Regions from separate parts of the Homo sapiens genome. Here region 2 is linked to region 1. The links are chromatin loops, found by intact Hi-C in ENCODE. Cell type or tissue: sigmoid colon. All regions are shown on one strand.

Evidence for each region. Peaks named below come from ENCODE experiments on the same cell type or tissue, not always from the same donor. Only the 100,000 strongest peaks of a DNase experiment are listed, where the experiment ranks them.
Region 2: a loop joins it to region 1, with 4 times the contacts of the local background. A loop is called at or near these places in 4 of 110 quality-filtered maps.

The regions. Positions count from the first base shown.
Region 1 is chr9:87,680,608-87,688,607 of GRCh38, reverse strand. DAPK1 (death associated protein kinase 1) reads right to left here. Exons shown (of 26, transcript NM_004938.4): 20 at 6,982-7,204; 21 at 1,869-2,057. Among named protein-coding and RNA genes, the nearest start is that of CTSL, 42 kb to the left of the region's middle. In sigmoid colon, a CTCF peak has its summit at 3,833 (motif pointing left); DNase peaks (open chromatin) are centred at 2,254, 3,855 and 4,629; H3K27ac peaks cover 882 bases.
Region 2 is chr9:87,878,329-87,886,328 of GRCh38, reverse strand. SPATA31E1 (SPATA31 subfamily E member 1) reads right to left here and starts at 3,452. Exons shown (of 4, transcript NM_178828.5): 1 at 3,129-3,452; 2 at 2,283-2,337; 3 at 1,678-1,738; 4 at 1-1,416. The coding sequence starts at 3,437. All of the region lies in intron 3 of LOC497256 (a long non-coding RNA gene), which reads left to right. LOC124902199 (a long non-coding RNA gene) reads right to left here. Exons shown (of 2, transcript XR_007061645.1): 2 at 7,489-7,767. In sigmoid colon, no CTCF peak of the experiment used is centred here; no DNase peak of the experiment used is centred here.

The DNA of each region.
Region 1 (8,000 bases):
GACAAAAAAACAAGAGATGCTGGTGAGGGCGTGAAGAAAAGAGAACACCTATACGTTGTGGGAATGTAAATAAGTTCAGCCACTGTGGAAAGAAGTTTGGAGATTTCTCAAAGAACTTAAAACTACTGTTTGACCCAGCAATCCCATTTCTGGGTATATATCCGAAAGGAAACAAATTGTTCCACCAAAAAGACACATGCACTAGTATGTTCATTGCAGCACTATTCACAACAGCAACGACACGGAGTCAACCTAGGCGCCCATCAATGGCAGACTGGATAAAGACAATATGATACATATACATCATGAAATACTATGAAGCCATAAAAAAGAAGAAAATCATGTCCTTTGCAGCAACATGAATGGAGCTGGAGGCTATTATCCTAAGTGAATTAACACAGGAACAGAAAACCAAATATGGCATGTTCTCACTTATAAGGGGGTACTAAACATTCGGTACTCATGGATGTAAAGATGGCAACAATAGTAACTGGGGACTACTAGAGGGGGTGGGAGGGAGGGATCATTTGTACCCTAAACCTCAGCATCATGCAATATGACCAGGTAACAAATCTGCACAGGGACCCCTGAATCTAAAATACAAGTTGAAAAAGAAAGGAAAACAAAAATGAGCAAGAACCTGCATAGAAATTTCTTAAAAGAAGACATACAAATGGCCAACAGGTAAATGAGAAAAATGTTCAATATCACTAATCATCCAAGAAATGCAAATCAAAACCACAGTGAGACACCCTCTTACACCAATCAGAATGGCTATTATTAAAAAGACAAAAAAAAAATAGCAGAAGCTGGCAATGATGCAGAGAAAAGAGAATTCTTATATACTGTTGGTAGAAATATAAATTAGTACAGTTATTATGGAAAATAGCATGGAGATTTCTCAAAAAGACTAAAAATTGAGCTAACATATGATCTAGTAATTCCACTACTGTGCATTTTTCCAAAGGAAAGGAAATCAGTATATCAAAGGGATACGTGCACGCCCATGTTTACTTCAGCACTATTCACAATAGCAAAGATACGGAATTGACCTAAGTGTCCATCAAGGAACAAATGAATAAAGAAAACGTGGTATACACATAACAGAACACTATTTATGCACAGACATAAAACAGAATGAAATCACGTCATTTGCAGCAACATGGATAGAACTGGAGGTCATTATGTTAAGTCAAATAACCCAGGCACAGAAAGATAAATACTGCATGTTCTCATTCACATGTGGGAGCTAAAAAAGTTGATTTTATGGAGGTAGGGAGTAGAATGATAGATACCAGAGACTGGGAAGGCTGTGTGTGTGTGTGGAGAGGGGAATGAAGATAGGTTGGTTAATGGGTACAAACATGCAGTTAGATAGAAGAAATACATTCCAGTGTTCAATAGCAGAATAGGGTGACTATAGTTAACAATGCGTTGTATTTTTCAAAATAGCTAGAAGAGAGGACTTGAAATGTTCCCAACACATAGAAATGATAAAAACTCAAAGTGACGGACACCTCACATAATGTGACTTGATCATTACATACACATTCTATACACGCAATGAAATATCACACGTACCCCATAAATATGTACAAATATTATTAATTTACTCCACAGTCATTTATCAAGCACTTACTGTATGCCAAGTGCTTTACTAGGCGCTGACAATACCCCAGTGTTTAATTTCACTGTTTAGGGATGGTAGCCAGCCATGCTTCAGTCCTGGCTCACTCTGAATATCAGTCTGTGTTGGATTTCCTTCTGGAAGTGACAGATACAGCTCAGGACAAGCTCCCTTTAGGGATGACTTACAACCCTGTTGAAGGGAAACCTGAGGTCCTTCCCTTGGGGCAGGCAGGGCATACCATTCAAATAAGCGTTCTGGATGTCGATGGCCTTGGTGGACTGGTCATCGGCCGAGCAGTGCGGGTGGTGGGTCGGGGCCACAAACACCTCCAGCATCCCTTTGGTAAGACCCGGCTCGAACATCATGCTGCGGCTCCTCACACTCACGTTCTCGCAGCCTGGGTACAGGTTGTTGATGCTCACTGAGACTGCAGGATGGAAAGGATCACATGAGTACTCGATGGGGGCAGCGTGTGCCTGTCTCCCTCCCAGGCTGGCCCTGAGGTTTCCTTTTCTGGAGCACGCCTCTGTCCCCACCCCAACTCTGGCTTCAGGCTGAGTGTGTCTGCCCTCACACGTGCAGGGCAGCAGTGTTCCCAGCAAGGCTGTGGGCTTTTCCGCTTGCTCTACCTCCCCACAACCTTTTCTGCCCCGCCCTGTTGCCCGGGTGGCTGGTCCTAGGGATTGTGTCTCTAGGCTGGCTTGCCATGTGATTTCTGCTTAGGGTCAGCCAACGGGAGGCTGTGGAGAGGGTGGGAGGGCAGAGGTCGGGTTTCTTCCCTTCTCACTTCCTGCTACTTTGCTGATACTCGCAGTCTCTGTCTTCCTCCAGCTCCCACTGAGCGACTTCTCTCTCTTGCACATGAGATTATTATTGCAGGTTAAATGGAAAATGATTTCAGACAGTAGCAGGCCATAGCATTAAATAATGCTGAATCACACACTGTGAAAGCTACTCCTTTTTGAAATTCCCTTGAAGGCCTTTCAGTTGTTCTTGCAGCGAGTCTCCACTTGAGGCCTTCCGATTTTAGCATTTCCTCAACACCTGCTCATCTTCCCTTTTAATGAAGAGGGTGTGGGCATTGGCGTTTAGCGGGATTTTATTCACATTGGTTGCTGTTCACTGCATTTATTTTTACTTATGGCAGTGACACTGGGTTCCCATTTATGATAGGGATATTAACTTTCATTTTCAAATCAATGTATTTTAGTACATTTTAAAAAGTGAGTCAGTTTAAAGGAAACATTATGTAAACAATGGTGAACTTGTGGGTGTTGTACGGGAGCTGAATAACAGAGTCTGGGTCCCCTGCGTTTAGGCATAGAGCCTGTGCTTCCTCACTGTCTCAGTTACTCACTGGCCTGCCCTGCTCCCCGTCTCTCCCACCAGGCTTGTGCAGGCAGAAGCTGCCTTTCTGGTCAGGGCTGTGACCCAGGGCCCACAGAGAGTGCTCTGTAAGAACTTGGTGAACGAATTGCATTGGAGAAGGGATTCATTGATCTTAACTGCAGTACCATTGGTTTACCATTAATACAATAGACATTGCGAGGCACTAAAGAAGTGACCATTTCACCTGGGTATCTGACTTTAAAACAGGCGATCCAAACACCAAGGTAATCCCTTACTTAAAGACCAAAGAGTTAAGACTTTGGACATGGATAATGGGGGTATCCAACGGAGGGGATGAGGAGAAGAAAAGTGGATCCTAAGGGCAGGATTAGGTACAGGGAAAGGAGAAAGGGCACTAGGAGGGCAAGATTTATTCTTAAAAACACCAACACATATTCTATTTCTGTAGGAAAGTTGGCAGATAGGAATGTAAATAGAAAACAAAAGCAAAATGATGTAAGTCTTGATGTCAACATAGCTGCCATTTTAGTGTATTTCTCTGCATATTGTTAATCCCAGCCTGCAAAAGCTGCTGGGTTGCCCAAGAATGGGTCTGTCCACTTCCCTGTGACCTGGAATTTGTGTCTGGGTGCCTGCCTGTCAGGAACAAGCCTTCTTTTAGTGGCATGTGGCCCTGTGCTTAATGAGAGCAGACGTTGGTAAATGGCAGTCATTCCTGCTCCTCGGTGACAGTTTTCGTTGGGAGGATAAAAGGTTAGGACAGGCTTTGTACAAGGTGTTATGAAAACAATAATTTCATGGGGAAGCACCGAAATCCCAGGAAATCATTTTTGTTAGCTACTGCCCCCTGGCGGTGTAACGTGACGGCTCCCAGGAGACCCACTTTACCTGGTCACCGGGAATTCCTCCCGCAGGCTCCTCTCCGCGGGAATAGGAATGGCTTCTTCAAATACTCTTCCTGGACATTCATGCCTCCTATGACCTTGGATGTTTTCCTTCCCACAGCTCAACAGCCACAACCCTCAGTGTCCCCACAGCTGAGTGATGTGTGCAACAGAAAACTTCGAGGGGACCCCGTCCGGTCTCCTGGCTGGGAGCTCAGCCTTGGCCTCCAGCGTTCTCAAGAGAACGGCAGTGGAAAAGGGCCAAAATTCTAAAAGCAAACTTCTTGCTGTCTGATGATATAAATGTTGCCATGTAGGCATCTCTCTCATTGAAGGGAAAAGGGCCTGACAATTCTAGGAGAGGTCACTGGTGTCCAGAGCCCTGGCCTGAAAGAGACCCCAGCACGGCCTGCCAGGCACGAGCAGTGCCCCCTGGCAGGTGACAGTGTTGCTGCTTCAGGAACCAGGCCCAGTCCCTGGAGGCATGCTCAGGAGCGGCAGTTCCTCGGGTGTCTAACAAAGCCACGCTGCTCCGTTGGCCCCCAACACACATACCCTCTGCCAAAGTCCAATCTCCCCAGGCCGCCCTCGCGGTGCCCTGTGCTTGTGCCCTGCTCTGCATTTCCCGGGCGCTGTCTGATGCTGATGTACAAGCTGTGAGGGCAGCAAGTGCCTGGTGACCCGCCCAGTCCAGGGATGGGGGCATCTTGTCTGTCTCATCCACCTCCAAGTCCAGCTGCCGAGCTATGCCTCCTGCCCAGGGATCCCTCAGCCACCAGGCTTCAGGGGCAACCACCAGCGCACACTTCCTCCACCAGGGGCAGGCGGCACTGACTGTGGGGGCCCAGGGACCAGGACAGCTGCCTCCTCCCCAGACCCCACGGCTGGGCTGAAAGCAGCTGGTGTGCCTGCACCTTAGGGCTCTCATGCAGAGGGGCTTCTGCCCCCGCGCCAGGACCCCCTCCCCGATCCCTGGCTAAAGATGCTCCCCCCATGGTGGGGCGTGCAGAAAAAGGGTCACCCAGAGCCACCCTTCACCAGGAACCTGCTGCAAAGACCAGACACAGATACTGAGGAGAAGCAAGGCCATGGATACCTCACCTCTGAGGCCAAGGGCAGAGCCACAGGTGACTCCCAGGACTCCACAATGGGGGCTCCTGGGCATCATCTGCACACCCACTTAGGCCTTGCAAACTTTCCAGATCATGAGCTCATGACCTCTCTCTCTCTCTCATATCCCACCCTCCTAACCACAGAGGTTCAGGCTGCAGTGCCCTTAACCACAGCAGGAGCGTGCTGCCTCCCTCTAAGGGAGCAACTGAACCCCACTTAAATCCTCAACTAGAGCAGAAATCACACTGGAGGCCAGGTGCGGTGGCTCACGCCTGTAATCCCAGCACTTTGGGAGGCCGAGGCAGGTGGATCACAAGGTCAGGAGTCTGAGACCAGCCTGGCCAATATGGTGAAACCTCGTCTCTACTAAAAATACAAAAGTTAGCCTGGTGTGGTGGCATGCACCTGTAGTCCCAGCCACCTGGGAGGCTGAGGCAGGAGAATCACTTGAACCCAGGAGGCGGAGGTTGCAGTGAGCCGAGATCACACCACTGCACTCCAGCCTGGGCAACAGAGCGAGACTCCATCTCAAAAAAAAAAAAAAATAAATAAAATAAATTTTTTTCTTTAATAATAAATTAATCTTAACCTTCTGTCACATTTTTTCCATTATCTACTTTTAAATTTTTTAAAGTTTTGACTCTTTTGTAATAACATTTAACTTAATATGCAAAGACAAAAAACAAAAAAATCACACTGGAAAATGGAAAGGTGTGCCTGTGAATTCCTTATGCAGGGTGTTATTGACAAGCACTGGCTCAGGCACCAGATGTTCTGGGATTTGCCACCTGTGCGCCTCAGAGAAGCCAACTGACCCCTCAAGGCTGCAGGGAAATAGCGGTAAAAACACCTCGGAAGCTGTCACTTGGATTAAATGAGGCGTCCTTCAGACCATATTTCTTCCAGTTCCTGGCACACAGTACTCTATAAATATTGACATATGTATCAGCAATATAATAATATGAATTATAACTCTGTTTTGGTTATTCTTTCTTCTCCTCATTTCAATTCTATAGCTGTGTTCAGAGAACAGAAGTTGAAAAGGGAATATAAATCTCAGCCAACTCTCCGCAGCTACCCATGCTCCCCAGCGTCCTCCCTCACTGAGGGGACGTAAGAGAAACACAAACTTTAGCATCAACCTGGGGAACAGACCTGGCTCTTCTGTGACATCATATACAGAGAATGAATCAAGGCACAAAGCACAAAACTGTCCTGGTTTAGGAAACTCTTGGAAGGTCTCTTATCTTTCCACAAACTCACTCGCTCTGTCTAAAGGAGGATTCAGTTGGAATCACACCCAAGATTGCATCATTTTCTCTTGCTCACTGCCAGGTGTTTCGTGACAGCCCCCTAATGTGAATCAATAACCCTGTCTGTGGAAGGCCCGGAAGGCAGCAAACGTTCCCAAGGAGGGTGGATGTGACCAGAGAGACCATCCCTGAAAACCACTAAGGAGCCTCTGGAAACCTCTATCCAACCTTGAACTGAGCAGGATGGTGCTTCCTGGAAATCCCTTTTTGTTGCTCTATGTATCTACAATACTGGGTCTGCCTGTAGCACTCCAGAAAGAAGGATAAGGGTTGAGGACCCTTCTTGGGCTGCTATTGGATCTGTGCTATGCTTGGACTGTTTGAGTTTGAGCTCTTTTTGTCTCTAAGGCCAGAGCCCTGAGTAGAATGCAATGCAATTTGCAACTGTGTCCCCAAAGCTGACTGTGCAAATTCTGCAGTTTGCACATTTATGAGGATGGACCTTTGTGTCTGTGGCTGTGATTTCAGTGAGGCCCTTGTTTTGCTACTGCCAAGTCAGTCTGTTACTGCTGGACAACAGGCAGCACACACAAGGCTACCAGCCAACCTGGACCTGAAAACCACTAAGGCCACAGGGTCCAGTATAGGCCAAGTGACCCAAACACAACTCCCTTCCCCCCTAGACCTTGAAAGGAGAGAGTGCGGAAGCCAACACCTGCTGGAGAGACGGGGCCAGCATGGAGGTTCCTACCTGTGGGCTTAGAAGCCAGGGGTGAAGGTGGGAACCTGCTGGAGTTGGTGGAAGACAGTCTGGGCCGACGCCTTCTGAAAAAGCTCCTCAGCAGCCCACACTTGAGAGATTCTACAAGGGTGGTTTTCCCGGATCCCGAGTGGCCAAACAGCTTGAGCTTAATTCTTGGCTGCAGGTTCTGTGTGGGTCGGAGCTGCTGGATGAAGAGTCCTCGGTGCGTATCCTGAGCATGGATGAGAAAGAGCCAGTGAGTGACAGAAAAAGAGGCAAATAATGATTCTCAAGATTCCTAATCCCCGGTGTGCAGTTTTTACCCATGCTGAAGATATGTTTCTTTTTTTCTTTTTTGAGACGGAGTTTCACTCTTGTTGCCCAGACTGGAGTGCAATGGCACGATCTCAGCTCACCGCAACCTCTGCCTTCTGGGTTCAAGCGATTCTCCTGCCTCAGCCTCCCGAGTAGCTGGGATTACAGGCATGAGCCACCATGCCCAGCTAATTTTGTGTTTTTAGTAGAGACAGGGTTTTTCCATGTTGGTTAGGCTGGTCTCGAACTCCCGACCTCAGGTGATCCGCCCGCCTTGGCCTCCCAAAGTGCTGGGATTACAGGTGTGAGCCACCGTGCCTGGCGGTATGTTTATTTCTATCTCCAATGAAAACTTTGAAAATTCAGGTAAAATTCACATAACATCAAAGTCACCATTTTCAACTGTGAAATTCAGAGGCTTTTAGTGTATTTTCAGTGCTGCAGGACCATCACTGCTGTCTCCTTCCAGAACATTTGTGTCACCCCCAAAAGGAAGCTCTGTACCCGTGAGCAGTCACTTGCCATTCATTCCCCTCTTTGCTCAGCCCCTGGCAACCATAGAGATGTTTTCTGTCTCTAAGAATCTGCCTATTTCCATTGCATTTTGATGCATGACAAGTTGGATGGAGCAACTGTGAAGCCTTCAATGTGTGTGTGTGTGTGTGCGCGTGTGTGTGTGTGTGACCCCCACACTTTATTTAGAAATTTATCAG
Region 2 (8,000 bases), 200 kb before region 1:
ATGGGGGCTGACTTGGGGCTCCAGGAGGCCGGCCTCTCTTGGGGAAGGTGGGCAGTGGGCTGGCTCAGAACAGCCTGAGACTTTTTGAGGAGAGAGGGCAAAACCCTCTTCCACTTTGGTCGCTTCTTCAAGGGCCATTCAAGATACTCCTTTCCAGTGGGGATGACAGACTGTGTCCTCTCCTGGGATGTAGGGTAAGATGCCCCACAGCCCCTAATCTGGGGTGGAGAAGAGCACCCCAGGCTTGGGACAGGGGGTGAGAGGTGGGCCTGGGTCTGGATCTCAGCCAAAGGTGGGGGCTGGGACTGGGGCCAGGCTGGAGTGAAATGTTGGGGCTGGGCCATGTGGTGGGGCTGGGGCGGTGCCTGGGAAAGCTGTGAGGATGCCTCAACCTCAGGTTCACCTGGAAGAGAAGTGGAGGCTTTATCCAGTGGTACAGAGTGTGCATTCTGTGAGGAAGGGTTCCTAGAAACCCAGACTGTGGTCGCCAGGGACTCGCTATTGAGAGAGGGGAGGTCCCAGAAAAGCTGGCTGCGTTTCTGCTGTAAGTGGTTCCCCACGGTTGTGGCATCAGAGACTTGCTGAGGACGGGGCAGCTGCTGTGGCTGGGTTGACACGTTCCAGAAGGGATTTAGGGTCGTGATGTCCCACTCCTTCCCCAGTGATGTCATGTGCGGGTGGTCGGCCCGTTTTCTTTCTTTCTCCTGCCACATCTTCATCAGTGCTCTCTTGGCGATGAGGGTCTCCAGCAGCTTCTGCACGTCAGGGTGGATGAATGTGCAGCCACCTACCTCCATGTGCTTGGGTGTGGGGTCTCCCCAGAAGGAAGCCTCTGAGGTGTGGTCGGGAAGATGCCGTGGCTGGGATTTGCCATGTGAGTAGGTGGAGAGGCCCCAGGTGGTGGCAGCCTCCCTCCAGCAATAGAGGTCCCAGATGGGATCGCTGGAGCACCCCAGGCCAGAGATCACCCTGGTTGGAGGAGGCAGCACCTGGTTGTGTAGAGGGGAGCTCTGGGGGACGGGGCATGTTGTGGAGCCACACTGAAGTCCAGCCAGGCTGGAGTCGGGTGGAGGTGGAGAGGAGGCCAGGGGACCATGCGGCTGTGGTGAAGGAGGAAAAACCACATGTGGCTGGGTTGCAGGGCATTTTAGGGGAAGCAAGGGCTCTGGTGGCCCGGAGGCACTCAGGGTTGAGTGTGGTCCAAAAGGCTCTGAGAAGGTCATCGGGCCTGGTGACAGGGTGGAGGCCAGAGGAGCTGGGGGAGCTGGTGGGGACAAGCTGGCAGGAGACGGATCTTGCATGCATTTCCCATGCGGCTGGTGGGCCTTAGCAGGCACTGGTTTACACACGTCCCCCAGGGGGTCTCCACCTAAGGGCAGGTGGGAGCTGCCTTCGCCAGCGAGCTTCCTCAGGTGGCTGCAGGAGACAAGAGGCACAAGCTGCAGCCAGGGGTAGATGGGGCCGGGAAGCTGGGACGGGTGGGCACCTGGGGCCCCCGGTTCCTCCACCTCCCCAACTGCTGACTTCATAAAGCTCTGCCTAAGCCTGCCCCAGGGCTTCAGTCCCCTCCTGTCCCCTTCCCGGGACCTCCCCCTCCCAGATCACCACCAGGCCGTAGGGTTGCATCAGAGGCCCTGGTAGGAAGGAGGACAGGGACAGAAGGGGGAAGCTCCTCACCTTTCCAGAAGGTAGTTCAGGTCCCGAGTCTCCTCCAGCTCCCTCAGGAGGATTCTGCAAGCTGGAAATCAGGAGACAGGGTTATGGTGGAGAGGGCGGTGCCTGGGAACCTCATGGAGGCTGAGTGGATGTCTTTTTAGGGGACACCATGGGGGACTAGACCCTGAAGCCCTCGCATCTGTGTCCGAGGCCACATGGCCCCAATGGTGACAGGAAGGTTTCCACTGTGCAGCACTTTGTCATTTGCAAAAAGTGCTTCCACGTCCACCCCCTCATCGGTGTCACAACCATCTTGTTGGGAGAGCAAATGGGTGGTCTCAAAGAGGAGTCAGCCATTGCTGAGGTGAACAGCTGTCCACATGGACCTGGAGCCTCCCTGACCTCCCCCCATATCCAGGCAGGCCTTGGTCCCTTCCCCACACCGCCCCCTTATGGGCAATACCGGTCCCAGGCCCGTGGCTTCATTCCCGCAGGGAATCTGAGGAGGCCGCAGGTTCTGATTTCTCTCCCAGGAGCTTCCCTCTCAGGCCTCTGCAAATGACTTCCTCAGGGACAGGCAAAGCTCAGTTACCTCTGGGGAGTCCCGGGGGGCAGCAGAGCCTCACCTTTCAGAGCTGAGATCTTCCTGCTCCTGGACCTCCCGCTTCTCTCCCTTTGAGGCTGAGAGGCAAGAAAGGATGAGGGGCTGGGACCAGTTCTCAGTCTCCTCTCCCCAGACCAGCTGCACACACGCAGTGCTCATGAGGGACACGGCTCTCAGCCTCTAGCTCAGGGAGCTCTGTGTGTGCTTTTTACTCATGTTTACCGTGAATGAAATGTTTTCTGTTTTCCTTCTTAGGGAAATGCAAGGAAGGGTTGTCTGTGTGACTCCAACCTGGCTGTCCCCAGTCCCTGCTCCTCCGCTCAAGGAACACCTAGGCTCAGGCCCACAGGCGCCTCTGAGCTGCCAGTAGGATTCTGCTTTGGATGAGAATGGAGAGGAGGCCAGGGTACCATGGGGCTGTGGTGAAGGAGGAAAAAGCACATGTGGCCGGGGTGCAGCCACAGGCGAATCCAGGCTCTACTGGGAGGCTCTCAGGAGCTCAGCACAGCTCCCAGATCACACCCAGATCATACAGAGGAGGCTGGGCCCCCAGGCACCTGCCCCAGGAAGGGGGTGATGAGCCAGGGCTGGGGCCTCTCCTCCCACAGAGACCTCACCCCTCTCCTGACCCGGTCCTTGCCACTGAGTCCAGTGTTGGTTTTTGCCCTGACGCCTCCTGTGCACCCCACAGATGAGCTCGGGATGGAATCCTCTGCCCACTCTCACCCCTGCCTGCCTTGCCCTTCCCTAGAGGGATGACGAGATTTCCCATCACAGAAGGGTCTCACATTGCTTAGGAAAAGTGGAAATGAGGGGAGGAAAAGAAGAGAGAATCTTTCTCTGTGGGGCTGGGCTGAGGACTCCTTACCTCCCTGCTGCTCCTCTTCCTCCCGGGCGGGGGTGAGGGTGGGTCACTGTGGACGTAGAGGAGCAATAGGAAGAGGAGCACTAGGCCACACACACTGGTGAGGATGAAATCCATCATCCAGGGAGTGGAGCTAGGGCTCAGCCATGTGGCACTAGGGCTCTTCAGAGGAAAGAGCATTTTCTCCATCTGAAGTGCAATGTCGTCTCCTGTGCACTCCACAGATGGTCTGGGAGCTGGGGGTGGAATCCTCTGCCCACTCTCAACCCTGCCTGCCCTGCCCTTCCCTAGAGGGATGACGAGATTTCCCATCGCCTTCAAGCAACTGAGCTCTGGGCATCCCCTTTGGGACTAGGGACTGGGGCCCAGGCTTGTATCACACAGCTGGGGCCTCCTCCTCACAAAGGGCTCCTGGGGGTGGGGGAGGGGCAGTGGGAGGAGGAGGCTGAAGCACAGCCCCGCCCTCAGCTCCCAGCCCCCAGTCCCTCCACCCTCCTGGGTCCCCCAAATCGCTCCTTCCCACTCCAGCTGCTCACCCTGTCAGAGACAGTCCTCAGTCCATTTTCTATTCTCTTCCCCTGGAACACAGGTGTCACCTGGCTCTCCTTGTACCTTGGAGATCTAGGCCTGAGCCCACCCATTTCATAGCCTTTGAAACTGTGAAATTCTCCTAGGAATTTAGGTGGTTTCTTAAGGATTATTTCAGAATCTCCTCTGTTTTTGTAATTTTCCCACACCTTACATTTTCTACTTTCATCAACCCAGAATAGAACTCTTAAATTTACAAAACTAAAAAGTATAAAAATTACAAATAATTAAACCTCCAAATGACATTTTTATATTAGGAACATAATTTTGAGTTACCGAATTATGGAGCTTGCTGTAAAAAAACCTCAAACACTTTGACAAATTATTTTCAAAACAATAATTAAGCCTTTACTTATTTTCTTTAGATCTTTCATATGTTGTCCTGATCCATTTTTTCTTTCTCTGCCCCAAATACAGTCCTCACTTTCCTAAGTTTTGGAACATGTGTGCTCCACCATGAGCCAGGAGTGGTTTGGGGTGATCTGAGGTCCAGCTCCTTTGGGTGGAGAGCGGGACTGGGCATTCCGTGCCAGGCTCAAGTCCAGTGTTCAGCAGACTCTTCTGAGATCACTCGTGTCCTCCGTACATATTCTTTTTTTTTTTTTTTTTGAAACGGAGTCTCACTCTGTTGCCCAGGCTGGAGTGCAGTGGCATGATCTCGGCTCACTGCAACCTCTGCCTCCTGGGTTCAAGCGATTCTCCTGCCTCAGCCTCCCAAGTAGCTGGGACTACAGAAGTGTGCCACCATGCCCAGCTAATTTTTGTATCTTTAGTAGAGACCAGGTTTCACCATAGTGGCCAGGCTGGTCCTGAACTCCTGAGCTTGTGATCCGCCCGCCTCGGCCTCCCATTTGTATTCTCTGCTCCACAGTGTGTCCTGTTTTTCACCTCCTGCCTGCTCCAGACCACTGGGGCCTCATGTCTGGCCTGTACCTGATAGGGAGCATACTTTGAGCCCTGGAGGAAATGTTCTCATTATACTATTAGACATCTTTTGGGCAGCAGAAACTCAGGATTAGAGATTGCACTTTTTAATCACTATGTGATACATTTATTTAATACTTGAAAAGTGGCCTTGAAAATCATGTATATCTTTGTCATGCGTTCTATATAGCCTCAATGGGAGTGAGACCATCTGAGTCTATTTGGGTCTGTTCTCATGAACATGCATCTTCAAGAGCATATCTGCTTCATCTACTGCTGCTTTTATCTGTCTACAGTCTCTTCCTCCTTTATGAGATTGTCACTGGGGAGGCATGACAGTCCCTAATGTGGTCAACTGGGTTAACTGGCAAGAGTGGAGACCCCAGTGACGCCTGCTAGGATCACTGGGAAGTATGGGGGTCCTAAGTTCTACTTCATTTGCAGGGAACTGAAGCCTGAGAAGTGGGTCTCATCTTGACCTATGCAATTGGGCTTGGGCATGCAAGGAATCGCCTCCCAACAAGCCACTGCCAGGTCAGTAGGTGCGCTCTGTGTGAGAAACAGGAACTGGAGAGCAGAGACAACTGGTCGCATCAGCTCCACATTTAGGGAAAAGATTTGTTTTAGGTTCCATTCCTCCTCAAACCTGATGTTCGCCTTTCTGGATAAATGAGAGGACCATGTGGGTGTGGGGGTTCCCAGTCTCTGGTGGGCTGTGTGCATGTCTCCATCCATGCACCTCTGTTCCCTCCACAGACTTCACTGCAGGGTTATGCTGTTCATCCAACCATCCACCCACCTGCCTGCTGCAACGAGGGCGAGGCTTCCCAGTGCCAGCCCCTTGCTCCTGCTGCTGCAGGGGAAATGAGCCTCAAGGCCCTTCCTTGACAAACCCCCCCCCCGCCCCGCCAACCACACACACTTCCAGACACTGTGGTGCCCACAACAGAACCCTGGGGGCTTTTGAGGGACACCACACCTACCTCGGAAGAACTGGGCCTCTCATCTCACCTGGGCGAACCTGGGTGCCTTTTGCCTTCCTGCCTTTGTCAGTCCGTATTTTACTACAGCCAATTGCTGTTCCTCATGGTGACTGTAGAACCCTCCTTCCCGCATACCACAAGCCCCTGGTCCTCAGGCATCTCCAGGGTCCTGGGAGTCTTCCTGGGCTCTGGTGTGGACTGGAGTCACAGCTTTGGTCTCACTCCACGTTTCCTGCAGGGAAGCAGAGGAAAGGGGAAGAATTCCTTAGAAAATGAGAGTGAATTTCTCTTAGGAAGAACAGCTTTTCCCCCCATAGTCTCTGATCATCCTTAAGTATTTAAAACAAACAAATACACCCACACAGGCATTTCCCATCGTGAAGCTTAACTTCCTGCAAATATCTCTCATGTTGCATACACGTGAAATTCGTGCACCTCAGCTGCACAGCCTTATCATAGTCAATGTCTGAATGTCTCAGTAGAGACCTTGAGGTACATTTCAGTGTGTTTTCATTGTCAGCCTTTGTGGACCCCTGTGCGCTCCTGCTTCCCTAATTTCCGCATGAGGAAAACGGATGGGGGAATACGGGCTGGCAGGGGAGTGCTGCGAGTGTGCATCTGGTGGGCAAGAAAAAATGATCATCCTGCTGACAGTCTTCCTTTGGACTTCATAGTTAATCTAGAAATCTACTTGAAGAACAGTGGAAACAGTACAGATTATTGATTCTATGAACCCTTTGGTACACATAAATGCTTAGGCATCCAAATTTTATAGTTATTATGCAATTATACATACGGATTATAGGAAGACAATTTTTTATATGATAAAAAAGATAATCTTAGTTATACCAACAGAGTTCTTGGATAAATTGTTCTTGTTGACTGGGCGCAGTGGCTCACGCCTGTAATCCTAGCACTCTGGGAGGTTGAGGTGGGTGGATCACCTGAGGTCAGGAGTTTGAGACCAGCCTGGCCAACATAGTGAAACCCTGTCTCTACTAAAAATACAAAAATTAGCCAGGCGTGGTGGTAGGCGCCTGTAATCCCAGCTACTCTGGAGGCTGAGGCAGGAGAATTGCTTGAGCCTGGGAGGCGGAGGGTGCAGTGAGCCAAGATTGTGCCACCTCACTCCAGTCTGGTGGACAGAGTAAATTTATTTCCAATTTATACATATTTTCTATCACAGAAGAATTTGCTGCATAGTTAACTCAGTAATCACCAAAATCAAACAAATGCATCCTTAATTAGTTGAACAAAGATCTTTTATTGGAGCTATAACTCAAACTCAAGGCTACTGTATTGCCAAATAGCAAGTGGCTTAGGTGGAACTAAGAAACAGGAGCATAGCAAGGAAACTGGTGGTTACAGTGGGAAGTTATTTATTCACTTTATATTTACTTATGCAGCACTTATGAAGGATCAAGTACAGTGCTAAGTACCTTTAAAATGCAAATCTTCGAATACTTAAATAATAAAAGCTGAAGCTTGGCATAAATAATGTATAACTGTAGGGTCTGAAGCACAAAGGGGCATCACTAGCATGTCTGGAAAATAGAATTACTGTTAGGCATGAGTCAAACTGTAGCTCTGCATTTTGATGAATCATTCTTACTGGCAAGTTCCTACTGCATTACTTTTCACCAAAACACATTGTGCACTTACCATTTCTGAAGAGGCCATGCATATCAACTCTTTGCAGTTTCAATCAAATTTCTCCTGCCTCTTCCCCATAGTTCTACAGAACCTCTCAACTATGTGTCTTAGTCCATACAGACTGCTATAACAAAGCACCATAAATGGTGTTACAGGACCAACGGATGCATATGCCCGCTGTACAATAACAGAGCAGTAACACCAAGACAGCAAGATTTGTAGCAGAGAAAGAGTTTAATGATCACAGGGATGGAGCAAGGGATGAGTGGAGACCCCCAAACCCATCTTCCGGAGGAGTTCTGAGCTGGGGTTTTTAAGGAGATTGTGGAGGGTGAGGGATAGAAGATTGAGGTTGTTGATTGGTCAGGATAAGGAGGATGAAACCATCAGGGTGTACAAGCTGTGTTCTTCGGTGAGTCAGCTCCTGTGGGGTCCTTCAGACCAGCTGGCATCAGTGGTTCCATTCGTATGCAGGACCCAACAGAGTCCCTCACCTGGAAAACATAACATTTTATAATGTTCAAGTTGCTGCCTATAGAGCAGTGATGGGGACTGTAATCTTTTGACGAGGTCTCTGTGACTCGGAGGCAATTGGCACGAACAACTATGAGGAAAGGGGTCAGAGAGCAGCTGCCCTCATGGTTTACGCTGAACGTGCTGCAAGCTTAGCTTATTTTCATTTCTCCCTCTCCCCTCCTCCCTAATTAATTTTATAACGTTTGTAGGG